Regions from separate parts of the Mus musculus genome. Here regions 1, 3 and 4 are each linked to region 2. Evidence: chromatin loops called from intact Hi-C (ENCODE). Cell type or tissue: left cerebral cortex. All regions are shown on one strand. Region 1 overlaps Adk (adenosine kinase). Region 2 overlaps Adk (adenosine kinase). Region 3 overlaps Adk (adenosine kinase). Region 4 overlaps Adk (adenosine kinase).

The links. Hi-C counts contacts between places; a loop is a spot of excess contacts. Peaks named below come from ENCODE experiments on the same cell type or tissue, not always from the same donor. Only the 100,000 strongest peaks of a DNase experiment are listed, where the experiment ranks them.
Region 1: it touches region 2 in a loop (3-fold over the local background); 2 of 42 quality-filtered maps call a loop at or near these places.
Region 3: it touches region 2 in a loop (3-fold over the local background); 2 of 42 quality-filtered maps call a loop at or near these places.
Region 4: it touches region 2 in a loop (4-fold over the local background); 3 of 42 quality-filtered maps call a loop at or near these places.

The regions. Positions count from the first base shown.
Region 1 is chr14:21,147,402-21,155,401 of GRCm38, forward strand. All of the region lies in intron 3 of Adk (adenosine kinase), which reads left to right. Among named protein-coding and RNA genes, the nearest start is that of Adk, 99 kb to the left of the region's middle. In left cerebral cortex, no CTCF peak of the experiment used is centred here; a DNase peak (open chromatin) is centred at 3,035; H3K27ac peaks cover 604 bases.
Region 2 is chr14:21,307,698-21,315,697 of GRCm38, forward strand. The region is part of intron 6 of Adk (adenosine kinase); the gene reads left to right. Among named protein-coding and RNA genes, the nearest start is that of Gm52152, 110 kb to the right of the region's middle. In left cerebral cortex, no CTCF peak of the experiment used is centred here; DNase peaks (open chromatin) are centred at 3,023 and 6,911; H3K27ac peaks cover 483 bases.
Region 3 is chr14:21,249,224-21,257,223 of GRCm38, forward strand. The region is part of intron 6 of Adk (adenosine kinase); the gene reads left to right. Among named protein-coding and RNA genes, the nearest start is that of Gm52152, 170 kb to the right of the region's middle. In left cerebral cortex, a CTCF peak has its summit at 4,909 (motif pointing right); DNase peaks (open chromatin) are centred at 3,222, 4,284 and 5,288.
Region 4 is chr14:21,362,408-21,370,407 of GRCm38, forward strand. It overlaps Adk (adenosine kinase), which reads left to right. Exons shown (of 11, transcript NM_134079.4): 8 at 6,664-6,699. Among named protein-coding and RNA genes, the nearest start is that of Gm52152, 52 kb to the right of the region's middle. In left cerebral cortex, no CTCF peak of the experiment used is centred here; DNase peaks (open chromatin) are centred at 4,917 and 6,904; H3K27ac peaks cover 2,899 bases.

The DNA of each region.
Region 1 (8,000 bases), 160 kb before region 2:
TTGCTTGTGAATCAGACCTGCTTTGTTTCTATAAACTGTGAAAGGGGCTTAAGCATAAGGATTAAAATTGTACCATGATACCAGAGTACTTATGGAAAGACACTGTAGTTGGATCATTTAGAATGTACTAAAATCTTATGAATAGCCGTAAAATGTAATAATTCCCTTAAGCTTTTAAGAGTTATAAGAGTTAGTTTTTATTCCTTTGTTGAATTTAACCACCTTAATAAAGAAGTTGTCTTGCTGCTTTAGAGCTAGGCCTGGTATTAAGAAGATCTGACATAGCAGGGTGATCGGAACAGGTGAGACTCCCCAGGAAATGTGCATGGACCTTCACGTAAATGTTACATCTCCATTTTATTCCATTCATTCTTTTTACAGAACCTTTATGATAAAAATTGTTCATTGCTATCTTCTAGTATAGTATTACTAAGTGACTTTTTGGGTATAAAATCAGATATTCGTTGGCGCCATTTTTTATTTACAGTGTCTGAAAATCATCTAGTGGATATCTGTTCTTTTGTCCATGACAGACTGTTAATTATTTATTGGGAAAAAAATACCAGAGAGAAGTTATCGGGTCTGTTTCAGGGTCTGAAGCTTGAGTCAGTTAGCCTGCTTAGCGGGGCGAGCGAGCAGTAGCCCAGGTTACTGTAAGATGTGCAGGAGCTTTGGACTCCTTGTGTTCTCGGAACACTTTGGTACCTGTTCTAAAAATACTATGGACAAAGGCAATGATGAAAATGATTTTTAAGTTACTGGGTGGTAGGCGATTGTGTCAATCACAAATAAATTGTATTAATGATGATGTGTAGAACATAGTGTAAGACATTTAAGAATTCAATATTCTTCACATGCATCCGTATGTAAACCGCTTCCTAGATTGTCTCCTTTTTCCCTCTCTCTCTCTCTCTCTCTCTCTCTCTCTCTCTCTCTTTCTTTCTTTCTTTCTTTCTTTCTTAGTGTGTTCTTTAAACAATTTGGCCAATTGTGGCCATTGTAACTATTTCTATTGACAGGGCTTCACTGAATGCCCCTGGCACTTTCCAGTTCCAAGGAGGAACCAAAATGCGGATGATAGGTCTTGCCCTGGTTGTTGACTAACAGTTTCTCATCTTCCTGTTTCTATTTTCTTAGTGTCAAAAGAAAGTCATAATATTGCTGGCCTCAGCAGGGTCTCAAGAAAGGAATTATTCATTCTGGTAGTGATGGCTAAGTTAACTTGCCTTACAGTAAGAGCATGGGTCAGTGTAGATAGTGGCAAGTCAGCTGCAGGCCTCAGATCTCCCACTGAATTACTGGAGGCAAAGTGATTTGCCAGAATTATACATCTAATAGCTACCAACATAGCCACATGAAGTAGCTGCTATGATTCTTTTTTTTTTTATCTTTTCTTTTTATTTATTTATTTATTTTTAGATATTTTCTTTATATACATTTCAAATGCTGCTGCTATGATTCTTGTAAGCTTCTCAGATGAGAAACAAGAGGCGCTGCATTTGTTCACAGTCACTTGTCTGGGTATCAAAGAGGTGAGGTTTCAGTGTAGGTCACCCTTTATCCTAAACCTCAGTGTAAGTACTGCTGGAGTTGTACATGGGAGTGTGTGGATACAGTCATTCAAAATAGATCTAGGTGAGAAGAGACAAGCTAGGGGTCAAGGAAATCTACATTTAAAGGTTAGGCCAGAAGAACAAGAAATAAAGAAACGAGAAATAGGAGAACCAGGTGGGCACTATGTCTTATTAACTAAGTTATGTATGTAAATGACAAATGAATTACTGACTCAGTGGAAAACAAAACTATAAAAGTAAATTCATGTGTTATATGAATCTATTTTTTATAAAATTTAAATAAAAACAGTTTGCATTTAAAATTTATCTGATTTAGAAATACATTATGTCAGACATTGATATTTTCTGGATGACTGCCTCCCCTCCTATTTTTTTTTTCTTTCTTAGATTTTATTTTTTAATTTAAACATTAGTGTGTGTGTCTCTTTGTGTGGTTATGTGTCCAGTGTGTCCTAGAGCCAGAAGAGTGTTTCAATCTTCTGGAGCTAGGCTCGGGAGGGGATGAGCTGCCTATGTCTTCTCCAAAAGAAGCAGGCACAGTGTACCCATGGTGGGGCATAAAGAATTCTCATTTGGAGATGGGGAAGATGAAGTACATGATGTCATAATATACCTGAAAATCCATGTCTTCCTGTAACCATCTGGAAAATCACCTCGTTCTTTCTTAGCATAATATTTTGCATGCGTTTAGGATTCATAGACCCAAGAGACGGGAAGTGTAACTAGAGTAATCTTGACTACAAATGGAATTCAGTGATGTTTCCAAACTGGACTCATGTAAGAACAGGAGCTTGGCTGGGCCTTAATGGTCCTAAACCCAAGGACTCAGGTGGCCAGAAGTTGTTTCTCAGCTTCCCCATGTCGGTTGCAAATTAACATCATTCCTCAGTTCCTGCCATGCTCAGGTGTCACCTGCTGTAATGCCCTGCTCAGGTGTCACCTGCTGGAATGCCCTGCTCAGGTGTCACCTGCTGTAATGGGCTCATGCTAGCTTGCTTTCTTCTCACTTGAAACACTATCAGTACTTCCGATAGTCAGTGTTAGATGCTACATTTATATTCAAGATAGGCATCTAGAAAAAAATAACCCTTTTATAAGACTAAGTATTTCCCTATTCTTCTGAAGGGTAACTTCAAGTGACGCACCTATAACTGGGTTTCACTTGTGTAATGGCCAAAACCTTTTCAAGTTTACACTTTGGATGGCTTTGTAAATTTGGCATTTTTTTGACAAGGTTACGTATGGCATTAGCAATTTGCCTAAAGAATGAAAAGAAAACGCCAACTGTTTTGTTTGTTTTTATGACTTGTGAAGATTTTGCATTTTAGTTTTCTGAGTTCTTTTCCTAAAGGCCCGGGTGTTTGGTTTTTTCTTGTTGTTGCTGATCACCTCAGGAGCTTCCTGGGTTTGGGGAGAGTGACCCTTCACGATCTCTTTTAGACTAAAGAGATCGAGTTTTCTAATGTTGTGTGGAAGGTTATATTTAGCTGTTGGTATTTCAAGTTGGAACACTTCATTCGGCTGTACCTTTAGTCAATGAGTCATCTGGAGAAAATGGGCTGCTCTTGCTTTTAGGAAGAGTCTGTAGCAAATAATAATAATAAGTTAAGCTCTGTGGGAGATTTTATGCCAAATAACAAGCTTAAAATGGAAAATGTTTTGTAACATTTTATTGCCCATATGCAAAATATATACTAAAGGATATAGAAGCATTTGGCTCATTATTGTCTTCAGCTGATTAAAAAAAAAAAGTAGCCCTGATGTCAGGCATTTTCTACAAAGCATTGTGTGGACTGTTTTTTTAGTTGTAGACAAGTCGAAAGCCAGCATAAGCTCTATGGAATTATTTTATTTATACAGTAAACAGCAGTGGCTAAAGCTTCATGGTAGTTGTCCATATTGTGGTTATTGAAATGTTTTCAAATAACATTTGTTAAAAAAATGCCTATATCACTTCATTTTTATTTTAGGAGCTTTCTATTAGTCAAGATTCTTTAAGGTGTAGGGAGCAAGGGATGTGGGAGATGTGGGGTCTAATTTTATATACCTTTGTATCGCATATGTCACACTGATTGCATATTTCATCTTTCCCATCTGGAACAAAGCAACATATGTAATACTGGAGATTTAGAAATCTTAAGGTCCTGCAATCCCAATTTTTAAATCTGAACTACCTTTTCTGCTTTTATATTCTTAGCTCAGTGAGCAGGTTGGATTTTTAGAGTTCTAAGTTAGATAATGAGATTCAGATAAAGATGACTGAGATCGGCAAATACTAATAAAAGGAATATTATTTACAATGTTATTAAATTGACTACAGTTTTGTAAAACCAGTGTCAACCTAAGAGGTCAGCGAGATTTCTCAGCAGAGAGAGGCAGGTGAAGGTGATTTCTAAGCAAACCCGATGACCAGGTTTAATCCCTAGAACCCATGAAATCGTACAAGGAGAAAAACATCTCCACAAAGTTTTCATCTGGCCTCAATGTGTAGGCTAGGAATGAACACCACACATCATTTACAAACACCAAGAATCAACTGAAAAATAATTAAAAACAAATATATTAGTGGTTGATGATCATAGAGTTAATAACCCAAATATTTTAATACTTTTCTCTATACCAAGCCATAATTTAAGGACTAACCACAGTATAAACGAAATATAAACATATATTGATACTATAGTAGATTTATTTCAGAATGAAAGAATTGTTCTAATTAGGTTATCTGCTAATATAACTTGTTTGGTTGGTTTGGTTTGGTTTTTTGAGATAGGGTTTCTCTGTGTAGCCTTGGCTGTCTTGGAACTAGCTCTGTAGACCAGGCTGGCCTCGAACCCTGCTCTGTCTGCCTGTTCCCAAGTGCTGGGACTAAAAGAGTGGGCCACAACTTGACTTCTGCTGATATAATTTATTGTGCTTTCTTTACATGTCTCCTAAGGGTGTCTGTTTGCTCAGGAAGTCCAGATTAGGTGAGCCTGTGGGCTTCTCTGCTGCTTTCAACAGCAGAGCTTATCCAGTGAAACCTAACTTTTTAAAAGCTGTTATTCCAATGTGGACTCCTGTCATTTCTAGGACAGCATATGGAGCATACTTGTAGATAATGGTTAATTTCATAAAGTAGTTATTGATGCTTTTGGTTAAGTTCCTCTTTATTTTATAGTTTATCCTTTTCTGTTGGTCCTAGACTGTGCCCTGTATTAACAGACTTCTGGGGAATTTTTACGATTGTTTTCATAGGCGCTAGAAAAGCACTCGGCACAATTTAATATGCACTATTCTTGTTAACTTTTTATGAACTACATACAACGCGTAGAAGAGTATACAAATCACACGTGTGCAGCTGAATGGATTACCTCAGAGTAAACATACCTGTTTCACAGCCATCCAGCCCTGGAAATAGAACTTGGCAAGCAGACCAAAAGCACCTGGTCCCCTTCTTTTCCCCAATGATGTCTTCTCTCTTTTAACACTGGAGCTTACTTACTTAGTTTTGCTGTTTTAGCGGTTTAATAACTAGGACCATGAAGTGCATATTTTTGGATCTCTGGCTTCTTTGACTTGTCACTGTGACAATGGCTGCTCACGGCATGCAGAGAGCCATGCTGTCTTCATTTTCTTTTGGTCCATGTTCCTTGAATCCATCTCAGTTCTTCTTCAGTTTTCCTGATGCATATCCAGGTTGTTTCTAGTTTGGCTGTATTGGCAATAATGTTGATATCTGAGCCTTCGTCTATGCCCCACGTGCACTTATCTCCCTTGGAGTTGTAGGATTGCATACACTGGCTCAATCTTACATTTTAAAGATACTTACAATTTTAGTTTTCCAAAATGTTAAATTCCCAGGAGCTTTCCACTCGTTCCACTGTTTTCAGACAATGACCTTTCACTTTGCTCTTCTGAGTAGCTGTGGATCCTAGACAAAGCACTTAGCTTGCATTCACAAGATCCTGAGGTCAGTACCCATTATCACAGAACACAGGAAAGCCTGAGTCATACTGGTAGATCAAGGGGATCTCACTGTAGTTTGATTAGGCTTTGTTGTTGGTTTTAATTTTTTAATTTTTGTTTTTTGCTGGTGTGGTTGTTTTTCAAGACAGGGTTTCTCTGTGTAGCCCTGGCTGTCCTGGAACTCACTCTGTAGACCAGGCTGACCTCAAACTCAGAAATTCTCCTACCTCTGCCTCCCAAGTGCTGGGATGAAAGGCATGTGCCACCACCGCCCGGTGCCCGGATCAATTTTTAAATTTTATTTTATATGTTTGAGTATGTTGCTTGTGTGTAAGTCTGTGTCTTTGGAGACATTAGATCCTCTGTAACTGGAGTTACAGATGATTGTGAACTGCTACATAGGTGATGGACTCAAACCCTGATCCTTTGCAGAAGCAGCAAGAACTCTCAACTCCTTAGCCATCTCTTTAGACCCTACTTTATTTTTTGAGATAGCCCAGAATGAACTTGAACTCACTATATGACCTACAATGACCTTTCACTTTGATCTCCTGAGTGCTGGGAGTGCAGCCATACACCACCATTTCCACTTTACATGGTGGTGTGGATTGAACATTTACCTATGACACATAGGTGGATAGGTGATGGATAGAAAAGTTAATATTGATAACATTAAGATGTATGAAAGGATGTAAGAGTGTTCATCCTTGTCTTAGACATTTTATTGGCATATTCCTTAAATTTCAATAACACATAAAATTGGGAAGGGCACAGAATATGGGCATCTTCATAAGCCGTAATGAGATTATAAATCATCTTTGAGGTTGTAAAGAGGATATATAAGCCTCTTTGAAGTTTAGATTTATATTATCAAAAATGTAAGTCCCTTTTGGTTTTCAAATTGTTTTTATGTATAAAGAAGTTTGTTATTATAAGAGAAACATAGCATAGATGGATCCCTCTCCAAATCAATTCTTGCTAAGGTGTAAACAGGTCTTATTAAAGATTAGTTTTAGCTGTACATTGGAAAATTAAGAATCCACTTAAAAAGAATGGGACAAAATGAATCAAACTTGTGTTGGTTTGAGTGGAATGTTCCTTATTCGTCTCTGGTAGTTGAATGGTCAATAAGCTACTGGAATTGTTGGGAAGGATTAGGAGGTTTGGCCTTGTTGGAGGAGTCGTGTCAGCTGGTTCAAAGTCTAACCAGCCTTTACTATAAAGAGCATTCTCTGCCTCCTACTTAAGATTTGAGACATTAGCTCTCAACTGTTCCTGCTGGCCAACTTAACACATTCTTTTATAAGTTCCCTTGATCACATGGCGTTTTATCACATCAATAGAAAAGTAATGGATACAAACCTCCGGAATTGTTGCTTGCAGAAATATAAATTTTATTATATTTGTGGGGGAAGTGTTTGAGTTAAGCATACATAGTAAATTTTTGAAGTGTTTCATTTTGTTAAAGTTTCATACTTTCTGTATTATGTTTATGTAACTGAACTGCCATTATCCAAGGTTACTAATTCAGAAGAAACCAGCCAGAATTACTTTTATTTTTAGTATATGACTTTTAAGCTAATAGATAGTAAAAGGTATACATTATGTTTTATATTTTCTTACCTGTTGCACACTGCTTAGGATAGTACATTGCATGAATATAATAATTTTCTGAGTGCAAAACAGAACTTCTTAAATTTTTATTTACTTTTAAATTTCATTTTATGCATCCTTTTTGCCAGAGTGTATGTTTGCGCACTGCAGGTGCTCCTGGTGCCTGAGTATGTCAGGACAGGACCTTTAATCCCTAGAACTGGAGTTGTGAACCACCATGTGAATGCTGGGAACAGAATCTACAACAGCCGTTGGTTTTAACTGCTGACGCCACTCTCTAATCCTAATCCATTTTTTTTTGAGAGCTTTTTTTTTTCTTCAGAAAAAGTTTGCTTGCCTGCCTGTCTCTCTGTCTGATTGTCCATCCCTCCCTGCAATTGAGCTGAAGTCTTTAGTCTTGGCTGTCAGCACCCTTATATGGTGAACCATCTCCCAGGCCAAAGCAGAATTGTTTACAGGAACAATTAAGAATGATTCAAAACAAATAATTTCTTTCAGTGGGTTCAGTCATTGCTCTCTTTATCCAATTGGTAAAACAAACATTTTACTTGTTCACTGTATAAAAATGATCTGTGTTGAAATCAAAAAGCAATTTATATAAACTAGAGGTTGTCAAACTAAGACATTTGACCAAATCTGTCATTCCACTTGACCTTTATGACCTGGAAGTAAAGAAAAGTTTTTCTGTTTCTTCTAGTTTTTAATAGTCTTATGTGAATGATATTTGAAAGTCAACCTGCAGTACTTTGAGCGACAGACAGCCTTTCAGTGCTTCATGACTACGCTGTCGTCACTGTGGCAGAGCTGAGTAGGCACAGCACACACTATGAAACCTCCTTGCTACCTCATGCTGCAGCTTGGCAC
Region 2 (8,000 bases):
AGCAGGAAGGAGAACTGCAGTGTTTGGTTGGAATGAAAGGCTGGAAGGGTTATGCAAGGCCCCGCAAGGTCACATTTCCCAGTTGTGTATAATGTGGTGACTTCAATGACTTTCTTTCCTTCAATTTATATGTAATTTTGTTCTCAAACTTGCATCAAATTGTTAAGATGTTACTCATTAAGTTGTTTGGACCTACTTGCTACAAAACAGAACTGTTAGGCATTTGCTAGGATACCGTGAAAAATAACAGACTGTAAAGGTTCTGTGAACTAAGGAAGTTTCAGATCCTATGAACGCAAAGGAATTGCCTAACTCTAAAATGGATACACACTTCCATAAATACATAAAAATACATCAGTCTTTAATTTTCATTATTTTCAAAATAGCACTTCAGTGACAGAGGAATGCATTTAAAGTCTTAAAAAAAGAAAACCCTCAGTGGTGCTGTGCTCTGTGCTCCAGGAGACTAATGGATGTGCTCCCCCTTTAAAGGTGGTGAGGAATGTGCGACCCTTATGTTATTAAGGACATAAGATCAGTTATTCAACTCATGTTGCCTGTTTTGGAAGTTCAGAGAGCAATGAGTAGATCTGTTTGTGGGGTGAAGGAAGGCTGAAGACCTGGAGGTAGCAGTCCAATTCTAAGAGGTCAAGTAATGGACATTTCATGGAACAGTATAAAGACTGAAGATTTGTTTGGGAGAGACAGATCACTGTGTGTGATTGAAGTATGGACAGATGTGTGGAAACATGGAGGCCACAGCTGGCTGGCTATGTAAGTTGGAGCGCTGCTGTGGAGAGTTGAGTGCTGGGTGTGAGGCATTTGGATTTAATTTACTAGGAAAAGAAGAATGATTGGGGTGATTAATCTGTCAGCAGAACATGGGATGATTAAATCAAGGAGAGAGAAGAGGCGTGGCGAGCTTTTGGAACGGGAATGATGGGGTTTGTTTTATGTATTTATATTTCAAAGGGGCTCAGCTAAAGAGCACATTTTTGTTTAGCATTTTAACTGAGGGCTGTAAAAAGAACTTGTCATTCCTAAGGGAGGGGCACTGTTTATATTTCTGTGGTAATATATTAATACAGTGTAAACATGCTTAAATTCATACTCTTGATATCTTGCATTGTGTTGTGTTCTGATTTAATTCTTTCAGCCTTGAAGTTTTATTATTCCCAACCTAAAGATGAGAAGAGTAAGGTCTGGAGATGTTAGACTGCCCAAAGTACACAGTTAGTAAGGGACAGATTGGCAAAACCTAAAATTAAGCATACTAGGAGGTCTGGGAGTTACTTCCACCCACAAGTTCAAGAGCAGTAAAGGAGAAGGAAGAGAGAGAAGGAAAGCAGGAATCCTCAGTTTCAATCACGGAAGGTGGAGTCCACCTGAGGTCTCACTCATCCGTCCCTGAGGTCTCACTCATCTGTCCCCTGATGCCTCACTCATCCATCTCCTAAGGCCTCACTCATCCATCCCCTGAGGTCTCACTCATCCGTCCCCTGAGGTCTCACTCATCCATCTCCCGAGGTCTCACTCATCTGTCCCCTGAGTTCTCACTCATCCGTCCCCTGAGGTCTCACTCATCCGTCCCCTGAGTTCTCACTCATCCGTCCCTGAGGTCTCACTCATCCATCCCTGAGGCCTCACTCATCCGTCCCCTTAGGTCTCACCGAGCTGCAGTCGCTCCACCTGGTTACAGTGCCATTTATGTTATTTCTTCATACCATTCCTGATCCCTAACACTAACTTTTGAAAACTGTTGTAGATTTTTTATATAAAACTCTTTTTAAGATTTATTTATTTATTTATTTCATGTATGTGGGCACACTGCTGTCTTCAGACACACCAGGAAATGGCATCGGATGCTCATTACACATGATTGTAAGCCACCATGTGGTTGCTAGGAATTGAACTCAGGACCTCTGGAAGAGCAGTCAGTGCTCTTAACTGCTGAGCCATCTCTCCAGCCCTATATAAAACATTTAAAGAGTATTTGTATGCTTGATGTGCACACCTAAGTTCCAGCGCCTGCAGAGGCCAGTAGTTCAATCCCCTGGAGCTACACTTACAGACAAGTGGTTGTAAGCTCAGTGTGGTTGCTGGAACTAAACTAGTGTCCACTGCAAGAACGGCACAGCTCTGCGGTGCTGAGTTGTCTCCCCAGACTCTGTGGCCGTGTGTGTGTGTGTGTGTGTGTGTGTGTGTGTGTATACATATTATTTCAAGGTGTGTTTCAGTTTGGTGTACATATATTTCCCCCTCAAACGGATTCTAAGATAGCTTGTATTCTCTTTTCCAGCAAAATGAGCTTAAATATCCACATATGTTGCCCTCCTAAAATCCATGTTTCTTTGACAACACTTTTCTGCCTCTTGCTTTGTCTTTGCTTTGGTTGTTTGGGTGTTCATGTGTTTATATTTGAGGAACTTACATGTGATCAAAGAAAACTGGCTTCTTCATTGATGGTAAGAATGGTCTACTTAAAGTTGCTGGTATTTTAGTCCTTGTAAAGATTTAGATATTTGAGAAATGGATGGTTGTGTTCGTGCTTTCTACGCTCTGCAGAGGCAGAAAGACGGAGGGAGCTGGTTCCCTTCTGTTCCCGTGACACAACATGTTCTGACCGCTGTGGCAGACCTCACAGCCATCACTGGTGTCTTCATTGTAGTTATTTCTTCTGGCGGCTCAGTTGCTGTCATTCATGTGAAGGACTGCATATCATAGTATCATAACTGCAAATGGTTTATGCATTATCTTAATGGTTGTCAAAGCCAGTGTTGTCCTTGCAGCAGCAATGAACTATGGCTTGTCATAATTTGTGTTTGATCTCTCCCACTCCTACAAGGAAACGTATTTTACTCTCTGGGAGATTCACAGAACATGTAGCAGCCACTAAGAGGAGAAAAACATGTTATCTGGGTGTTGGGTTGGTTATTTTTGACTTCTAATTTATTCACTCTCACAACCCTGTTCTCCAACTGATGTTACTATGGCACCTTAGTTACAGCACTGAAAACAGGCTAATTATATTCTTTAAAACAGACAACAGTGGTACATCTTGAGACAGGCATCTGGCACTCCGCCTTCTTCCCGCTGTAGCGCTAGTCTAGGCTTCCTGGGACTCTGTTGTTCTTTTTTCTTTTCTTTTTTTAAGTATACATTTTTTTCGTTCCCTTCTGTTTCTGTAAATAGTGGTTTATATTTACTAAAGTCACTAATTGCACATTTAGCTTGTTCCTTTTTGAGCCTTGTGCAAGAAGAAATGTAGAATTATCCTCAGCCGTTTATCTGTACTTACTCTTGTTTATTGAATTAATATTCTCGGTATTTATAAATGTCTTCTGACTGTGTAGATATTCATTTCAATCGAACAAACTAACTCTGGTTCATCTCCAGCATAAGTAACCATATCACTAATTTTTAAAATAAATTAGCAGCAGCATCCAGCTCTCTTCATGAATCCCTTCTCATCGTTTCTTTTGTTTTGTTTTGTTTATGTTTTTCAAGACAGGGTTTTATTTTAGTGTGTAGTCCTGGCTGTCCTGGAACTCCCTCTGTAGGCCAAGCTGGCCTCGAACTCACAGAGATCCACCTGCCTCTGCCTCCCATGTGCTGAGGTTAATGGCATGTGCCATCATTGCCATTTATTTTACATTGATATTATACAGTTTGTAATCACACTAACAGTACATATACTACCTTTGTCATGTTTGATTAAACACATATGGACCATGAAATGTTACCTTTACTGCTTAACTCTCATCCTTTGTAATGTCTGCAAAATATTCCCTACAACAGCCTTTTTCCTCTGGAGATGCTATAAACTACATTTGTAGTTTAAATATAATAGCAACATTCAAACATTTTTAAAAGGCAGGGTAATAATGTATTTCATTGTAACATAAAATGTCCCAGCTAAGGGTAGTCTGTTTCTTAGGGTTTTGCTTTAGTTTTGCTTTGGGTTTTGTTTGTTTGTTTTGACCTGCTTTGGTTTGACTACTCAGAAACCCACAAGCTGAAAGCACAGGTCAAAATGCAGTGGGTGTATTTCTTTCCTCTTCTCTTCTCTTCTCTTCTCTTCTCTTTTCTTTTTTCTTTTTTTTTTTTTTCTCTCTCCAGACAGGGTTTCTCTGTGTAGCCCTGGCTGTCCTGGAACTCACTTTGTAGACCAGGCTGGCTTCGAACTCAGACTCTGCCTCCAGAGTGCTGGGATTAAAGGCGTGCACCACCACGCCCGGCTGCAGTGGGTGTATTTCAAGTGCCTGATCTTATTGACCTCTCTCCTAGGCAGGCCTGTGTCTGACATGTAACAGCACTTCCAGGAGGAAGTGACATGTTCAAAGTCATGAGCATGTGGGGAGATATTTCAGATCCAGCACAGAAGCAAGTTGTCAGGACTAGAGTTTGTTGACTACTCCCTGTGTGTATTTTCAGATCCTTCCTAAGTCTGCCGGTTACTCTTCAGCAGCATTCTGTATGCTGCTTCAGGCTAGGACTGCTGCTCACCGAGAGGACTCTGGCCTAGATGTGGTTGGCCTTGAGATCCATCCCAGCTCCACCTTTCAACGCCTTAAACATTGTTGATTGTTAGAAAAGAGCCTTTGTCTATCTACATTGGACTTTACTAGGAAGTTCAATCTGGGGAGATGAGTCAGACTGGCCAAAGAGGGCCAGGACATAGCCTAGGAAGACCTCAGACTCAAAACAGAACATCCTGCCCAGCTATTTCTCAGGTTCTTTACAGAGTTGATGTATTTATTTATTTTATTTTTCCTTTGCCACCTTTCCCAGTCTTCTGTTTGAGTGAGCGAGGATCTTAATATGTTTAAGACAGTATTTCTTTAGTTCTGTCCTTGGAAATAATTTCATACTTGAGAAGTATGGTATTTACTTTTCTTTTGTTATAGAGTCTATATTTAAACAAAAACAAAAAACTTGTGATCAAACGAGAATTCATATGGCTATGTGTCTGGAGGTGGGGATAAACTACAAGTCCCTAGCAATCAGCCAAGCTGAGTGTTTGCTTGTTCTTTATGTGAAGTGCAGAAGGATGCTGAACCACTCAGCTACCACTGCATACGTCTTAATGCCGGCATGTATTTGCTTTAGGACTAGGTAGGCACAGATGAGACTCAGTATTATAAAATGACATCGTTTGCTTCTGCCCTCCTAGGATACCCTGATCAGTATTTCATGATAGCACAGGCAAAGGTCTCCCTTCCCATCCCAGTTTGTCTTAGTATGTCCATTTAGTCAGAGTCACTGTCACTCTGTATACTTCTATGTTTTATTTCTGGCAAGGTCTTGTTTAGCCCAGGCTGGCCTTGAAACTTCTGTGAACATGGTACCATATTTGTGTTCTTGAACCCCCTGCTTCAGCCTATTGAATGCTGGGATTGCAGGCATTCACCAACACCCCTATTATTCTATTTTCTTTGAATCAATAAAAACTTATATAAGTGTCTGTGTACACACACATATATGTTTCATACCTCAAATAACCGTTAATGGATATCATTCTGAAGCTTACATTCTTAGGTAAAGACATTTTAAAAGAATCCCAAATAATGACTCTGAAGTGAAGTAAATACTGGTGAAGAAAAAAATTGTTTCCCTTTGTCTTTGTATATTTCATTTTTTTAAACTATATTTAAAATACCCTGAGAAATCCCTTAGAGTGGTTAAGATTTCTAGGCAGTAAACCAAGCTTTGCTAAAATGGTCTTCTACCCCAATCTTCCCTTTTTTTTTTTTTTTGTTTTTTTTTTTTTTTGTTTGTAATGAATGAAGGTATCCCCCTGTGTTTTTAATTCTGATAAGCATTTTTTCCATCTGTAAATATGTAAACTGACTTTTGAGTTGTTTACAGGGAGAGACACACAGAGCTAACTGGATAAACAGACATCCGTAACTACAAAATCCCAAGACTTTGCTGGATATATAGAGTGTTTTTCTAAAGCACACACATATAGACTCCTGACTTACTTGTATTACAAACCTAACATGAACAGAACGATTCGTTTTGTAGCAGTACTGTTTTGACTCTTGGTCGTGCGGTAGGCTGGAGTACGCGCCTCAGCAAAGGTTATAAATCTGGGAAGAAAAGTTATGGTTGGCATACATTTTAACAATCTTTGCCATCTTACAGCACAAATCCCAACTTGTTTAAATTGTGAATATTTACTTTACAAAGTAAGAGATTGTTTTAAAATGTAATTAAGTTGTCCGTGTACTACTTATTTAGAAGCTAATGTTTTTTGCCTATTTATAAAATTCACAAAAATCAAATATATACTATCCATATTACAATACTATTATGTTATATATTCTAAAGTAAAACACATAGATTTGGAATCAGGCCAAATTTAGACTCTGGAGGCATACTGTTCTGTGACTTAAATTACAATCATATGTATTTGAGCAGAGATCAAATTTTCAGTCTGAGGCTGGGGAGAAGCCTAATTATTTGACCAGGTTACTATTTATATAGCCCATTCTGTGGCCGGCTGTGGTTAATCCACAGCTGGCAGAACGCTAGCTCGGGGAGGCTTCTATTTCATGCTGTAACAGTTTGAAGAAAAATAAGAGAGGGAAGCTTTAAAACTCTTCTCATTAAATGAAGGACTAAAAAAGCAAATATATACATACTACTACAGAGACTTGCTGTAGAAACCGCTTCATTTAATTCTCTTAGTGACTGAAATAGCAAGGAACGCAGCTGGGGTGCTGATAGTTTTCAAGTGGCATGTGTCTAAAGAAAAAACGTTGGGAATATTTTTTAATAGTGTTTCAAACATTACCTTTTAGAATAATTGAATCGTGGTTAGGAATAGCGGCATGGAGTTTCTAAATGTGAAAACATTATGTTATTATGGTAAGAAACATCATTTGTGGTAGCCATTGCAAGGATCGTGGCTGGTGTTCATATGACACTGCAAATCTATTTGGCAGGCTTTCAGGGGACACAGGAACATTTAGAAGTGAAGTCTCACAGCCTTGGGAAAACTATTTTATGTAAAATTCTGAAGAAATAATCTTTTACAGAATGAAGATTAGGCAAAGAGGATATGATGTAATATCTATTGGTATCAAGTGACATGTAAGGAAATAGCATTGAACAGACCTTGTCTTTCTGGATTCTTTTTGTCCTCCAGGAATGGGACAGGACTCTAGAGTGAGGTTCTTGTGGCCTACTTTCTTGTAAAATGGGAACTTCACACAGAAGTACCATACCTCTGCTCTTTTCTCCTCTTTCCAAGGTACCATATCTTAGTGTACAGTGTTCTAAGCCCCAACACAATTGCAGCTTTAAAAGTCTCTTGGTTTTTCTGAATGCATAAGGGCAACAAACTGTGCTCACAATTGGATTCTAATACAAGTGACCGCCACCACAAAATTTATTCTTTCAGAATTATGATCAACCTGACATATGAAAGTAATTGGGAAAAGATTCTATTTTTCTCTCTTCAAAGTTCTGTATCCTCCTATGATGTAAGTGACTAGCCTTTCAATTACAAGTTGATACTTTATAAAACTTTGTAACTTTAGCTTGTTTATTTAGGTGGACAGTTAACTTTAGTTTGTTTCTTGTGGAAGACTGGGTCTCATTTATATTCCCTAGACTGACTTTGGCTTCTGCAATCTTTCAGGCTCAGCCTACCAAGTGCTGAAAGTACAGATGTAAAAGATCGTGCCTGGGATTTTCACAGCCATTTAAAGCCATTTCTTGCATGTTGTCATTATTTTCTCTTCTTTTTGCCTAGTTTAAAACAAGCCACACACATACAGAGACAGAGACAGAGACAGAGACAGAGACAGACACACCAGGTTCTTTGCTCTGATTACCCTCCCTTGGTTTTTCCTTCTGTTTCTTCACTGGCTTGCCTTCTTTGAAAAGAAGGAATGGTCAAAATACATGCTTAATTACTGTCCTCTGAAGCTAGGCCTGGTGCTTTGAGCTTGTTATCCAGCACTTGGGGGAGGAGACCATAGGATTTGGAA
Region 3 (8,000 bases), 58 kb before region 2:
TTACCTATTTAAAAGAAATAAGGTAGTCTTGGTTGTAAAAGCATAGACTCTAAAAATAGGCTGGAATCGCTTCTCGGCCTTTTGGCTAAGATCAAGTGTAAAAATAGGCTGGAAGCTTTGGATTTGTGGACTTACTGCAATACATTGAGAGTTTAGAATTTCTTGTGAAATTGGATATCATGCTGTATCCTGGTCACATTTGTAAGAAAATAAGCATATGTGTACACATAACACACTAAATTAATTAGTAAATCATCGACTCAAGTATATTTGCTTCTATTTACTTTCAGTATTATAGAGCAGCAAGCAATAAATAGCTTGAGAATATTAACTTTACAGAATATAATAAATATGAACAAGAGAGAAAATATATAAACATTATGACAATAGTGTATATTTGCTGAAGTATTTGTTTGTCTTTGGAAAGGTATAGAAATTGAACAAAAAAAAATAGCCCTGAATATTGACAGACTTTATCCCACCATATTTACTGATCATATTATAAAATTTTTATAGTTCAGTATGATTTAATCAATAACTTGTGTTGTATCTGTCCACCAGACAAGTGGGATTGAATCAATTTTAACAGCTTTATTGCAGTATATCCATGCTGTTGTGTCCACCATTTAATATACACAGTTCAGTGGATGTTTGTGCATTTATAGAATTCTGCAGCCGTCATCATAATCTAATTGTAGAACATTTATATCATCACTAAGAGACATCTTGTGTCCATTAGCACTGCCCCTGGAGTTCATCTTCTGCTCACTTGCTTCTCTCAGTATAGCATTCGAGTGTCATACTACAAGAACTTTCAATGTTTCTAGTCAGACAGCTAGGATGCTTTTCTTTGTTTGTTGGCAAATATAATGGGAGTGGTATGTATATTTTTGTCCTTTGTTCTTGCCTATTTTTCTACTGCAGGTCTTCAAGAGAAGATCTTTTGGCTTCCATTCTAATTTATTTCTTCAGTGTATGCATGTTTTAGAGTTGGTTCTTAAAATGCCAGTTTTTTTCTGATTTGTGTAAAAATGCAATAAATGGGATTTCAGGGGGTGGTTTTTGTATTTGGGGGGTAGGATGGTGCAAAGTGACCCCCCCCCCTTTTCCTTCCAGTCTTTACCCTGGGAGACCTGTTTTCACATGTATTTATATATCCCATCAATTATTCTCAGAACAACTTGGGTATCTCGTCTGTGTAGAGAGTTATCCTCTGAGCCCAGGAGCTTGACTGCACCATTGTGTTTCATTGTTTGGCCTCCTTGCTTACAGATCCTTAAAGCTCTAGAGTTTAACTTACTCATAATCTCCTTTTCACTAATATTGCTCTACTGTCACTAAAGTTATCGACAATTCTAAATCATTGAAGATTTCTGAAAGACAGGAGGCTTCTCTTCCAACTTCTGCTCTTCTTGTCTTGTACCAGTGCTTCTGACAACCACCCTTGACTGCTTTTCTCTATGACTCCACTTCTCCTATACCACCTGATTCCCACATTACACTCCACCCAGCCTCCTCGTCAGCCTTTAAATGACTTCATCTTTTAAAGTATTAACTTCTGTTTTAATTAACTCTGTGAAGAATCCAGCCCATTTTTAAATGATAAGTCAGAATTTGCAGTTAAATATCAAGGAGAATAATCCTCCAATGATTTTAGTTATATTTTTCAGACTGATATATATATATTCAAGGTAGCAAACACCATATAGCCCTCTTTAAGGCCTCAGATATGTTTTTCACATTTTGTGTGGCTTCTAGGTTTAGTGTGTCTTTAATTTGGAATACGTAATAAGCTAAATATAGACTTTTAAATGTTTTACCTGTAAACATCAACCAGCTTTACTGCAGTCCGCAGATATTTTGATATGGTTGTATAGTAATTATCAATATTTTCTAAAACTGATGGGCGATTGTGTTTCCTTTGTTAAGTCAACCAAGAATTATATTTTGTAAAAATATACTATTGGCTCAGACTCAGTTGAAACAATGTGGCTTATTATCAACAATAAGCAGATTCTTTAAAGTCAAATGCCTTATTTATTCACTTTTTAAAGGCATGTACATATTTTTACTCTTGGATATAATCAGTGGCTTTTTAATGCTTAGTGCTCTGCTAAAGAGCTTCTGTAATTTCATTTTATTTCATCTGTCAAGGTTAGTGATCGTGATGGTTTTAAGGTACCCTCTAGCCTTTTCCCTCCCTCAGCTGAGCTGAATTGCGACTACTTTGTAGTAAGTTTGTTACACAGTCTGTAGACACTGGTGAGAATCAGTATGGCCACTGGCTTATTAGTTTCACAGATGCTTCCATAATACTTAGTGCACTCTTGGGTATATTAAATTATCATATCGTGACAGCAGTCCTGAAACATGCCAGTCTTATAAAGCCGCATTTCTGAGAGTTAGAGCCAGGCTTCAGTGAACCATAGCTGACATGCCATGTTAATTTCCATAACTATCATTACCAGGGGTGGCAGTATTTCGAAGACATGAAAAATCTTAATAAATCTACCCAGTTAAAAAAAAAAATCACATTATGTTACCTTATCACAGGGTTTCTAATCACAAGGTCTGATTTTCTTCAGTCCCAATTGAATCGTTTCACAAGTAATGATAAGCATCTTTACTCTTATCATGGGTTATTAAATATTTACTTAAGTGTACAATATACCAAAACACAATATTTTGAATGTTCAGTTTTCTCAGTATGTACTGTTCACGCTGTGAATGAAAACCTCTTACCATCCCATACAGCATATTTACATATACAAATGATTTTGCCTTAAGTAGGAAAGACACAGCTGACAGATACATAGGTTAATTTGCTCTCTTAAATTGCAGCAAACTGTTCTGTGATTCTTTTGTGTGTTTGGGGCCATGTTGTAGAGAAAGAAATCATCAAGCAACATTTTAAGGACATTGGCCTTTTGTATCTAATCCTTAATAAACTTATATACCTCAAAATAGAATATTTCTTTGCAAATTCTTACCTTCAAATTATTAATAATGGAAGGAATGCATTTTTTTAATCCTGTAGCCCCCTCCCCCAGCACAGCTTTTAGATTGTAGATAAACTTCCCAGCTCAGTAATTAACTGAGCTCAGTCCTCGCACCCTGTATCATGTGATTTTTTTTTCCAGTGGAATACATTATTAGAGCACTTACACAGCCAGTCTAGCTGCAGCAGCCCAGGCGGCAACAGCAGTGCCATTTTTCACAAAGAAAATGTTGAACAGGAGCCAAGTGTTTGGTGGCAGTCTGTTGCTAGGAAATCAAGGTCCTGAGGCGATTAGTGACAAAGCAAGCAATAACAAGAAGGCAGAATTACAGATCTAAAAGAGAAAAAAGTGGTTGGTGTTATAATTACCCAAAGAAATCTGCACTCATTAAATTGGCTGTTTTTATGATTGACTTTAATTGGAGGTTAGCTCGGATATTTAGCTCCTTTCCCACCCCTTTAAACACACACAGGCACATAATCTGTAGAACTGCAGACTTGTTTTTCTAAGCATTGAGAGGAGCTTGCCCTGTAATTTGATCCCCACTGACAGATGCATTTTCTATGCTGCCATTTTGAATTAACCTATTGTAGAACAATTTTCTTCAGCCCTGTTGAATAAAACATCCAGTCTGATTACCTCCGACGGATCCGATAGAGTAAAAGAATGTACCTCGCACTGAAGTAGATTGTTTGCGTGGACTCTGCTGATTTTGAACTCTGCCAATAAGCACAATCATTTGTAATAAATTTTCAAAGAAATTTCTGGTGAAAAGGTAATGAGAGTCACCCTTTTATAATTTAATGTTTTGTACCCTGCAGCAAAATAATATTATTCTTGTAAAGCAGTGTTTTATTTCTAGCATGCTTCATGTGAGTTCAGGGAAAAAAATCTTTTATATTTAATATTTTAAGAATATAATTTTATTTTTATATACTCTAAAATGACCACCCTTCCTCCCCCACAAGCAATATTTTAATATTTAGGTTCAACATAATTCAAAGCACTTTATTTCGAGAAATAATTTTTATACATATTATGCTTAACCATAGTAATTTTTAAATTGACAAATTTCATCCTTTGTGATACTATCCTTGAAAGCCTTTATTTAAATTGTCTAGCATTTGATAGCGCACATTACTAAGAAGGCACCTAATCAGTTTGCCAGGTGTAGCAACAGAGGAAGACGACGCAGAACTTATTTACTTCTGAGAAGCCTGAAGAATAAAGTCCCAGTGCTCTGCAGGCTTCTAATCCAACCCTGGAACAGAAGAGCCAAGCACATTCTGTCTGACAATGCACACGCTGCTAATCAGACGCCAGTGCCAAGCTGTCTGCTTTGTTAAATACTCAGCTTCCTAGAGGCAGGAAGACAGCTGCTATAAGGATGATGAAATTTGGTAGTTCAATCTATTTTTGCTACCCTTGGGCTACCAAGATATTGTTAATTTAGACCACCCCAATTGGTACACTTTAGGGAGTTTTTTAAAGAGTTTGTAATTAAAATGATAAAACATCATTATTACATTGAAGACCTTCTGTAAGTTTTACATTTGGCAGATACCTACTGAGATAACCCCAGCATGTAATTTACAATGATGTAATGGCTGTAATTGCATTGTGGGAAAAAGAGGAGAGAAGAGAGGAGAGGAGAGGAGAGGAGAGGAGAGGAGAGGAGAGGAGAGGAGAGGAGAGGAGAGGAGAGGAGAGGGGGGAAGAGAGATCACTAGCTAGGCATAGGAGGTGAGTGCTAACATTAGAAGAGTTCTGAGATTTGCTTCTATTTCATTTAAATCTACTTTATCCCCAAATTGCCTCCCAATATTTGAATGTAGTGGCTGTAAACCTTGCAGCATGGTTTGTTGTTTTTGTTTTTTAAATAGATACGAACCTAGATACTACCACCAGGGGGAGAAGCTAAAAACCTGAAAGTCCTCAGCTGATTATGATACTGGCTGATTATGATAGAGGATTATACCTCTTAGAGGCACATAATTAATCACATCACCCAAATGATTCTGCCTTTGGGACATGACTCTGAGATTTTCTGTGAAGCACATAAACTTAACACACTACTAAATGTAAATAAAACGACAACTGTGTGCACTGGTCATGTATGGAAAGGGTGCGGGCGGTAGTGCAAGCCGGCAGCATGAATGCTGTGCCTTGTATCTGTCAGTCTAGTTGAGGAACTGTCCTTCAGACACTGAGTACACAAGATGTGTGAAAATGAGCTGCTGCTATTGGGACTCATCTGTTAGGAACTAATGTCCACAAAATCACTGGAGCCGAGTTGAGTAGTGTCTAAGGTGGTTGTCTATTTTTTGTCACCATAGTATGGTTTCATTTTTAGTATTCCCTCTAAAAAACAAAAAAAATAATCTAATCCCTGATTTTTTTTTAAAGCAAAGTTTGTGGTTTTTGCCCTGGAAAAAGTAGTTGCAAAAACCTAGTTGCTGGTGTTGGGATCCAACTCTACTGCTGCTCAACAATGTCGAAATTGTTGTCCTGCTGCGGGGAATGGAAGATCACTGAAGAGCAGCGGCTAACTCCGGGTTTTCTGTGCCTGTCCTTGCACCTGAGACTACACACTTATTTTTATAAACCCTAAATGCTAATTAGCTTTTTAAACAGTAATTTTCCTCTGTCTACCACATAAGGAATATCTATCTTAGAATTTTAAGTTTTACTCAGCAGAGAGTCTTTTTGTATTTTGTTTGTTTGTTTTTTGAGCATGTATAGCAGAACTTTATTTTCTTTTACTTTTTTTTTAATTTATAAATCCCATTTATTTCTCACACAATAGTAAGGGATACACATTTTCATTAGCCTAAACTAAAAAGAAATTTCTACTCTTTAGTAAATGACGGACCCCCATTTACCTTTATATGATTGAAAGTCAGAACTGTGATGAACTACAACACAGTACCATGTGGTCTTATTGGTTTGGTAAATAAACTACTCTAATTTAAATCTTAAAAGAAAAACAATGCTTATCCATTTCATTGTTTGCTTTGCTTTTCTTTCTTTTTTTAATTAGATATTTTCTTTATATACATTTCAAATGCTATCCCGAAGGTTCCCTATACCCTCCCCCTGCCCTGCTTCCCTAACCCCAATCCCACTTGTTGACCCTGGCATTCCCCTGTACTGGGGCATATAAAGTTTGCAATACCCAGTGGGAAGAGAGGCCCCTTGGTATTTTTGTAAGTGACAAATAATAGAAATGGTTTGACTGTGGCAGGCAGCCATTAACGGGAGGACACTGTTCTGGGTGGTGCTGTGTAAGTAGGCACATGATTTACTGGAGTTGCTAGAGCTGCACACAGGGACCTGAAATCTGATGTGTGCATCTCGGGGTAGCCTACAGATGATATTGAACATATCTAATTACATTGCACATGTGTGACATAGTCTCATTCAAGAGTGGCAGAAAAGGAGCTAGCCTAAGTAATTTTTAAAAAGAGAAGAAAAGAGAAAAGAAAAGAAAAGAAAAGAAAGTGTTTGCACTAGAAAAAAGCTAAATTTTAAAAAAGAATAATCTATAAACACTGTGTTCTAGTTAGTAAACTTGTTTCCTTTTGAGTTGGAAATTCATAATTCTTAACCTACTCTGGGTGTGTGCTGGGGTGAAGTAAATGGATGTTGGAAGGTGAAAGCCAAATTTCTTGCTGTTATAAAAGGACTGTAAATCACAGATAAATATGTGCATGGGATAACTAGGATGATCCATAGGATATGAACCCATGCTTCCTTTAATGTGTGAAGATGGGTAAACAGAAAAACTTAGAAATGTGCCTGCACGTGGGTTAGTGAGCATACGTATGTTTCCTATTCATGTCCCTTTGGGAGGCCCTGGAAACAGCGGTTCTCTGGTGCCAACAACCAATCCAATACTCAGATCTACTTTTATAAACCTCAGTATCCAATGAAAGGGTCTAGAACTACTTGGAAAAATAGCTGGTTTGGGGTTCTGCTAAGGAAAATACAAGAGATGCATGAGGGTCTTGTATTTGCCAACCAGAGGGAATGATTGGTAAAAGTAGAAGAAGCCAGCCTGCCATTGGTGAGGTCAAAGTTGCCGGTTATGGGCTTTTGACGTGAGGAGGAGGCAGAAACTTGGCTTCTTTGATGTTCTTCTTCCAGCCTCCTGTTTGAGCAAAATCTCAGACAAGTTCAGACTGGTGGACATTTGAGATATGTAAATTCTTGACATTAAATAGTAGCAATGCAGCAACATTGGTACCTGTAACAGGGGACATGTACAGCGATACTCAACTGGGTCTGATTGTACACAGTGCTGTCCTGAATCACACAGCATCATCACTCAAATGAAGTATTAGTCAGTATATTTTAATCTCTCTGTACCCTTCGTCATACTATGTATCCCTCCAGGCCAAAGGTAAACATTATCCTGAATGTTGTGGTTATTACCCTGGGCTTTATTTTATATATGTGTAACCTTACCTGCTTGTGTGTCCCTAATTGTTCTACCACTCTTGGCCATTTTTGTTATGTTCTGAATAGTTTCTTTTTATCTACTTTTTATTGTTGCAATTTTGTCTTTAGTAATTTCTGTTCTTAAACTATCTATTCAGTTTTTATATCTGTTGCTTTCATTTCTTACTATCACAATGGTTTCTTGTTCTTTATGCTAAACTCTCATTTCTTATTTTAAAGTCCTCTCTTTTGCTTCCTTAATTAAGCTTATTTCCAACTAGCTTAATATTTAGAACTTCCGTTTCTTATTTTGCTAATTTTCTGCTTCCATTTATTTGAGCTGCCTTATTTTCCAAGGTGTTGACTAGTATTCATTATTTGTGGTAACTTCTCATGCTTCAATGAAGATGTATTTCTAAAGAGAAGGTTTTTGTATTTGAATCTTGCAAAAAAAAACCAAAAAAACCTGGGGTACCATCAACTTGGAGACATATGCTAATATATTCTGGGCATAAAGATTTGTGGGTTTCATGTGTAACATAAGTTCCAGATTCATAAATT
Region 4 (8,000 bases), 55 kb after region 2:
TTACAAGACTGGCTCAGGGTTTGTCGAGAGCTTGGGGGACCTCTCACCAATGCAGGCTTAGCGGCCGCCATCCTTCAATCTCAGAACCGCTCCATGGGCAGAAATGATCGGAGGACATGTTTTAACTGCAGGAAGCCTGGGCATCTTAAGAAAGATTGCAGAGCTCCAGGTAAACAGGGAGGGACTCTCACTCTTTGCTCTAAGTGTGGCAAGGGTTATCATAGAGCTGACCAGTGTCGCTCTGTGAGGGATATAAAGGGCAGAGTCCTTCCCCCACCTGATAGTCAATCAGCTTATGTGCCAAAAAACGGGTCATCGGGCCCTCGGTCCCAGGGCCCTCAAAGATATGGGAACCGGTTTGTCAGGACCCAGGAAGCAGTCAGAGAGGCGACCCAGGAAGACCCACAAGGGTGGACCTGCGTGCCGCCTCCGACTTCCTATTAATGCCTCAAATGAGTATTCAGCCGGTGCCAGTGGAGCCTATACCATCCTTGCCCCCGGGAACCATGGGCCTTATTCTCGGCCGGGGTTCACTCACCTTGCAGGGCTTAGTAGTCCACCCTGGAGTTATGGATTGTCAACATTCCCCTGAAATACAGGTCCTGTGCTCAAGCCCTAAAGGCGTTTTTTCTATTAGTAAAGGAGATAGGATAGCTCAGCTGCTGCTCCTCCCTGATAATACCAGGGAAAAATCTGCAGGACCTGAGATAAAGAAAATGGGCTCCTCAGGAAATGATTCTGCCTATTTGGTTGTATCTTTAAATGATAGACCTAAGCTCCGCCTTAAGATCAACGGAAAAGAGTTTGAAGGCATCCTTGATACCGGAGCAGATAAAAGTATAATTTCTACACATTGGTGGCCCAAAGCATGGCCCACCACAGAGTCATCTCATTCATTACAGGGCCTAGGATATCAATCATGTCCCACTATAAGCTCCATTGCCTTGACGTGGGAATCCTCTGAAGGGCAGCAAGGGAAATTCATACCTTATGTGCTCCCACTCCCGGTTAACCTCTGGGGAAGGGATATTATGCAGCATTTGGGCCTTATTTTGTCCAATGAAAACGCCCCATCGGGAGGGTATTCAACTAAAGCAAAAAATATCATGGCAAAGATGGGTTATAAAGAAGGAAAAGGGTTAGGACATCAAGAACAGGGAAGGATAGAGCCCATCTCACCTAATGGAAACCAAGACAGACAGGGTCTGGGTTTTCCTTAGTGGCCATTGGGGCAGCACGACCCATACCATGGAAAACAGGGGACCCAGTGTGGGTTCCTCAATGGCACCTATCCTCTGAAAAACTGGAAGCTGTGATTCAACTGGTAGAGGAACAATTAAAACTAGGCCATATTGAGCCATCTACCTCACCTTGGAATACTCCAATTTTTGTAATTAAGAAAAAGTCAGGAAAGTGGAGACTGCTCCATGACCTCAGAGCCATTAATGAGCAAATGAACTTATTTGGCCCAGTACAGAGGGGTCTCCCTGTACTTTCCGCCTTACCACGTGGCTGGAATTTAATTATTATAGATATTAAAGATTGTTTCTTTTCTATACCTTTGTGTCCAAGAGATAGGCCCAGATTTGCCTTTACCATCCCCTCTATTAATCACATGGAACCTGATAAGAGGTATCAATGGAAGGTCTTACCACAGGGAATGTCCAATAGTCCTACTATGTGTCAACTTTATGTACAAGAAGCTCTTTTGCCAGTGAGGGAACAATTCCCCTCTTTAATTTTGCTCCTTTACATGGATGACATCCTCCTGTGCCATAAAGACCTTACCATGCTACAAAAGGCATATCCTTTTCTACTTAAAACTTTAAGTCAGTGGGGTTTACAGATAGCCACAGAAAAGGTCCAAATTTCTGATACAGGACAATTCTTGGGCTCTGTGGTGTCCCCAGATAAGATTGTGCCCCAAAAGGTAGAGATAAGAAGAGATCACCTCCATACCTTAAATGATTTTCAAAAGCTGTTGGGAGATATTAATTGGCTCAGACCTTTTTTAAAGATTCCTTCCGCTGAGCTAAGGCCTTTGTTTGGTATTTTAGAAGGAGATCCTCATATCTCCTCCCCTAGGGCTCTTACTCTAGCTGCTAACCAGGCCTTACAAAAGGTAGATGACGGTGATGTATAATGCTCAAGTATTCTCCTGCTTTTTTACCACTAACTAGGAACTGGGTTTAGCCTTGATTCAGACAGCCTTGGCTCTGTCTGGACAGGTCCAGATGACTGACACCATTAACACTTTGTCAGCCTCAGTGACTACAGTCATAGATGAACAGGCCTCAGCTAATGTCAAGATACAGAGAGGTCTCATGCTGGTTAATCAACTCATAGATCTTGTCCAGATACAACTAGATGTATTATGACAAATAACTCAGCAGGGTTGTGAACAAAAGTTTCCGGGATTGTGTGTTATTTCCATTCAGTATGTTAAATTTACTAGGGCAGCTAAATTGTCAAAAAGTCTTTTTCAGTATATGTTACAGAATTGGATGGCTGAATTTGAACAGATCCTTCGGGAATTGAGACTTCAGGTCAACTCCACGCGCTTGGACCTGTCCCTGACCAAAGGATTACCCAATTGGATCTCCTCAGCATTTTCCTTCTTTAAAAAATGGGTGGGATTAATATTATTTGGAGATACACTTTGCTGTGGATTAGTGTTGCTTCTTTGATTGGTCTGTAAGCTTAAGGCCCAAACTAGGAGAGACAAGGTGGTTATTGCCCAGGCGCTTGCAGGACTAGAACATGGAGCTTCCCCTGATATATCTATGCTTAGGCAATAGGTCGCTGGCCACTCAGCTCTTATATCCCATGAGGCTAGTCTCATTGCACGGGATAGAGTGAGTGTGCTTCAGCAGCCCGAGAGAGTTGCACGGCTAAGCACTGCAATGGAAAGGCTCTGCGGCATATATGAGCCTATTCTAGGGAGACATGTCATCTTTCATGAAGGTTCAGTGTCCTAGTTCCCTTCCCCCAGGCAAAACGACACGGGAGCAGGTCAGGGTTGCTCTGGGTAAAAGCCTGTGAGCCTAAGAGCTAATCCTGTACATGGCTCCTTTACCTACACACTGGGGATTTGACCTCTATCTCCACTCTCATTAATATGGGTGGCCTATTTGCTCTTATTAAAAGGAAAGGGGGAGATGTGGGGAGCCGCGCCCACATTCGCCGTTACAAGATGGCGCTGACAGCTGTGTTCTAAGTGGTAAACAAATAATCTGCGCATGTGCCGAGGGTGGTTCTTCACTCCATGTGCTCTGCCTTCCTCGTGACGTCAACTCGGCCGATGGGCTGCAGCCAATCAGGGAGTGACACGTCCTAGGCGAAGGAGAATTCTCCTTAATAGGGACGGGGTTTCGTTTTCTCTCTCTCTTGCTTCTTGCGCTCTTGCTTCTTGCACTCTGGCTCCTGAAGATGTAAGCAATAAAGCTTTGCCGCAGAAGATTCTGGTTTGTTGCGTCTTTCCTGGCCGGTCGTGAGAACGCGTCTAATAACAAAGCACGGTGACACAGCCTAAAATCCCAGCACTTGAGAGATGGAGGCAGGAACAGAGATAGTTCAAAGCCAGCTCAGACAACATACCAAGATTCAGATCAACTTAGGTTGTATAATGTGAGCTCTTGTCTAAAAGAAAAAATACATATATAAGTATATTCTTGCCATTATTCTGTAATTTACCAAGTTACAGTTAATTTATTAGTATATGATCAAAAAAGCTGGCATTAAAAATTAAAACAACATAGCCATGCATGGTGACACACTTCTATGATTCCCCACACTCCAACCTGTGTTATCTAAAAACCTTTTTCATACAAATAGTGTTCCAGATGTGGGATTTAACTTGGTAATGTGGCACTTCTAGCACCTTGAGGGCCTGAGTTCGGTTCCTAGTACTGCTCCTTGCCTCAGTTTAACTACTGCATGGACTTGCAGTCTTTCTGTCATAGAGCAATTTTAATTCCTCAGATTCCTTTTCTTTTAATGACCCTGAAGCCCCCTCACCCCCACCCTGTGTCCTACAATTCACTGTTGCCCAGGCTGGGCATGAAAAGTAGTTCTTAGGGGCTGGGGAGATGGCTTACTTGTTAAAAGTACTTGCTGCTCTTGTAAAGGATTCAGGCTTGGTTCCCAGCACCTACACAGTAGCTCACAACCATTGGTAACTCCAGTTCCAGGGGATCTGATGCCCTCTCTTGATAAGTACAGCTACCAACTATGCACATGGTACACAAATATATATGCAGGCCAAACACTCATACATAAAACAAATAAATCTAAAATAATAGTAAGTGTAGTAGTAGTTTTCACCAGAGCTATTCAGTTGCATTATTCGTCTAAGAATTCATTTACTTAAATTTATGATGGCTTAGAAAACAACACATTGATATCTTTTCAACCTTTCACTTGACTTGATATCTCAGCCAGCAAATATTATTTGTGAACTATAAACATTGTTTTGTAAGGAAATTGAAATGAGAGTAACCTTGCTTACTTGAGCCATTCATCAAGGGTTTGTGGTGTGTGTGTGTGTGTGTGTGTGTGTGTGTGTGTGTGTGTGGTACGCGTGTGCGTGTCATTGTCAACTGTGGCTCACTAGTCAGCCTGCTCTTTCTCTAGTGAATGAGGGGATCAACCCTCAGCTTAAGACTTGCTGTTAACTCCACTGTTGATCTATAATCACGCATTTTGACTTTTCCACACCCCAAAAGTATAGGTTCTCTAAATCTGTTATTAGTATAGTGGACCATAAGTACATGCATGTATTTCCTAATTAGTATTTCCCTCAACATGGAGGAACTGTCCACATTTATTTTAAAGGCACTGGCTGTACTTTCTGCCTTACATGGTTTGGTGCAGCAGTCGTTCTAGTTGAGTTGGATCTGCTCACCACTTGGGCTCAAATCCCATTCTTCTATTAATATCTCTTGGCAAAGATAATTTTGGAGGAATGTGAGTTAAGATGTAGAGACTCTTGACAGTTGTCTGCAATTTTTTTCACTTTCAAGAGGGAAGTAGAAATGAAAAGTAATATTGCCTCCATTTTCTATGATTCCTAAAATTAAAATGTATGCACGAGCTAAACAGTGAAAGCGTAAGGACTTAGTTACATAGATATGGGTGGGTTTTTTTGGTTTGGGGTGGTTTGTTTTGTTTTGTCTTTCAGTAGCCTGTTAGAAAAGCATTAGCATATGGCATAATGTTCATTAAATTGTGCTCATACATGTATATGTATAAAGGCTAGAAGAACTTTGTGTATTAAAATTTTTAAACATTCTTTTAGGTGTTAACTTTTCTAACCTTTTCCTCTTAGACAAAAGCCAGGCACGGTGACCCAAACCTTTAATCTCAGCACTTGGAAGACAGAAGCAGGTGGATCTATACAAGTTTGTGGCTAGTCTTGCCTGCATAGCATTTCCTGGCCAGCCAGGGCTATATAGCAAGACCCCAGGAGGGTGGGGTTGAGGGGTATAGAGAGTGGAAGCATTCGCCCCGTATATCTTAGACCTAGGTTCCAGTGTTTTGTCAAGTTCGCTTCCTTTTGTTCTCGCAGAGTATTCCAAGTTACAGATTTTGTATGTGGCTTTTTACCCTTAAATACTCCTGGACACAGCCCTAAAAGTTAAAGACAATTTCCTTGTCACACTGATCATTCCTAATATCAAACTGACGATTCCTTCTATCCTCTGATTTTCAGATTACCTCTGTTGAAACATCTTTCACAGCTGGTTTGGTTTAAAATAAGATGCAGTCATATGCTGGTTTTGTTCATTTCCCTTCCCAGTTTATCTTTGAGGCTGCCATTAGTTAAAGAAACATTACTAGTTGCTTTGTAAATGTGCCCGCCTTACAGATTCGTTCACTTTCTCCTTTAATTGTTCCTCTCTTTTTCTCATAAATACAAGTTATTGAACTAAACTTTTGGTTAATTGGTGCGAAGATATTTTGGCTAGACTACATCCTGGTTGATACCGTGAACTCCATTCTCCATATCTGGGGCACAGGATATTTGGCAATCCCACTATGAGGGATGCTAGTGGATAGGACTGACCACAGGCTTACAATGATGACAGCTTGGTCCCTTCCATTATAAAGTTTCACTTTGCTCCCCGTGGCCAGCATGTAATCTGTGCTGCTTTGATTCCATGGGAAGAACCGGTTCCCTGTCATCCTATCACTCAATGACTCTAACAACCCACTGGTGACCCCTGTCTCTATAAATTTCATCATGGGGTTGGGAAATAATTGTTTCCAGCATCTATATATCTATTAGTAGGCATTCTCATCTCCAGAAGAGCTTCCTGAAAAGTACTCTTTTAATTACACGTGTAACCACCAGCCTGGTCCTTGGGTTTCAAGTGAATGCCTTTCCTTTCTGAGTGAGGTCAGAACACCTGAACTCATTGGCAGCCACTGTAAAAACACATAGCATCTTCCCTGTCCTGGCGTGTGAAGTGTGTTGACACCATGTGGCCCATTGTTTTTCATGCCAAGACAAAAAGGAAATATTTTGGGGTAAAAATAAAAATTAATCTATGTGAGTATCTTGAGATAATTGTGTAAAAAGAAGACTGAATGAGTTTCAGAATGAATTATTTCTTCATTATCTGGCACTTTATAATTAACTGTCCTTTTTTTTTTTTTTTTCAGGAAGCTGCCACTTTTGCTAGAGAGCAAGGCTTTGAGGTGAGTTAACCCACAATTGCACACTAAACAGATCCTAAAGGTTTTTTCTAGCTGATAATGAAGTTCTTTTGGACAGTGATTGATGTGCTATTATACTCTCAGAGCCTCGCTGCAGTTGCCATGGAAACTTGGCAGTCGTCATGGTTTCTTTGTTCTGCCAGCACAGTGTTATGACGCACTCTGCTAGGTCTGCACCCAACATCGCCTACAGATGTTATTTATTGAATTTTGAAAAGCCTCTTGGGAAGCCAAGAGGTTGGGCACAGTTTCAAGCTGCCTCTGCAGATATGGGGCCTGTCAGTTTGTTCAGTTAAAAAGCTACCTCATTAGCTGCATTACATTTCATAAGAATTCCGTGCTGCAGCAGTGTTAGGGCAAGACAGAATAGTGAGCTATAATGTCACTTAAATAAGTTCAACCCTATCGCCCGTAAATTATCGTTATGCAAATAAATCTCCAAAGGTTGTACTTACCAGTTGTTAGGGCTGATTAATTTCTATCCTGCTTATGAGCTTCTTATTTGAGTCCTGTCTCCCTTTCATCTTTTAAAAAATAACATCAGATAATTTTTTGTAAGGAAAATATTGATAATTAGCCTTAATTTTCTGGTCTCCGTTCTGTTTACCTACTAGAAGGACAATCTTGTCAAGATTCAAAACTCCATGTGGTCGTTGTTGGCAAAATCAAGATACAGTCAAGACCGTGTTTCTGTCTGCATAATACTATCTTCTAATTGACTGTTAGAAAACACTAACTTCAGTATGAACCCAGGTTAAGTGACAGATAATTAACTGGGTTTATGAATCTTTGATGGCTGTGGTACTGAGCCAGAACAATGTCAACTGTTCTGTTTTATACATCAACTTGTAATATTGACTAGAGAAACTTTTTAAAATTATATTATTTATTTGTTAGGAGGGCACTTGCCTGACACAGTATATGTGTGACGCTCAGAGGAGAACTTGCTGAAATCAGTTCTATCCCTTCCTCCATGTGGGTGTGGGTATTGAACTCAGGTCGTCTGGTTTGGCAGCAAGCACCTTTATCGGCTGAGCCACCCCACTCATGTAACTATAGAAATAAATGTAATTGAGATTTAGTAACTCCACCCTTATTTGCATACTCAATATTGTGTACCACACATAGAAACTGTGAGTTGAATGTTGATTGAACAATACTATGTAAGCTTTAAGCTCCTTAAAGAAATGTGAATTTGTGATATTTACACCTATTAATAAAATGAATTAGAAGCAGATTCGTCATCGAGAAACAAAATAATATACATGTGTGGTGACTGTGTA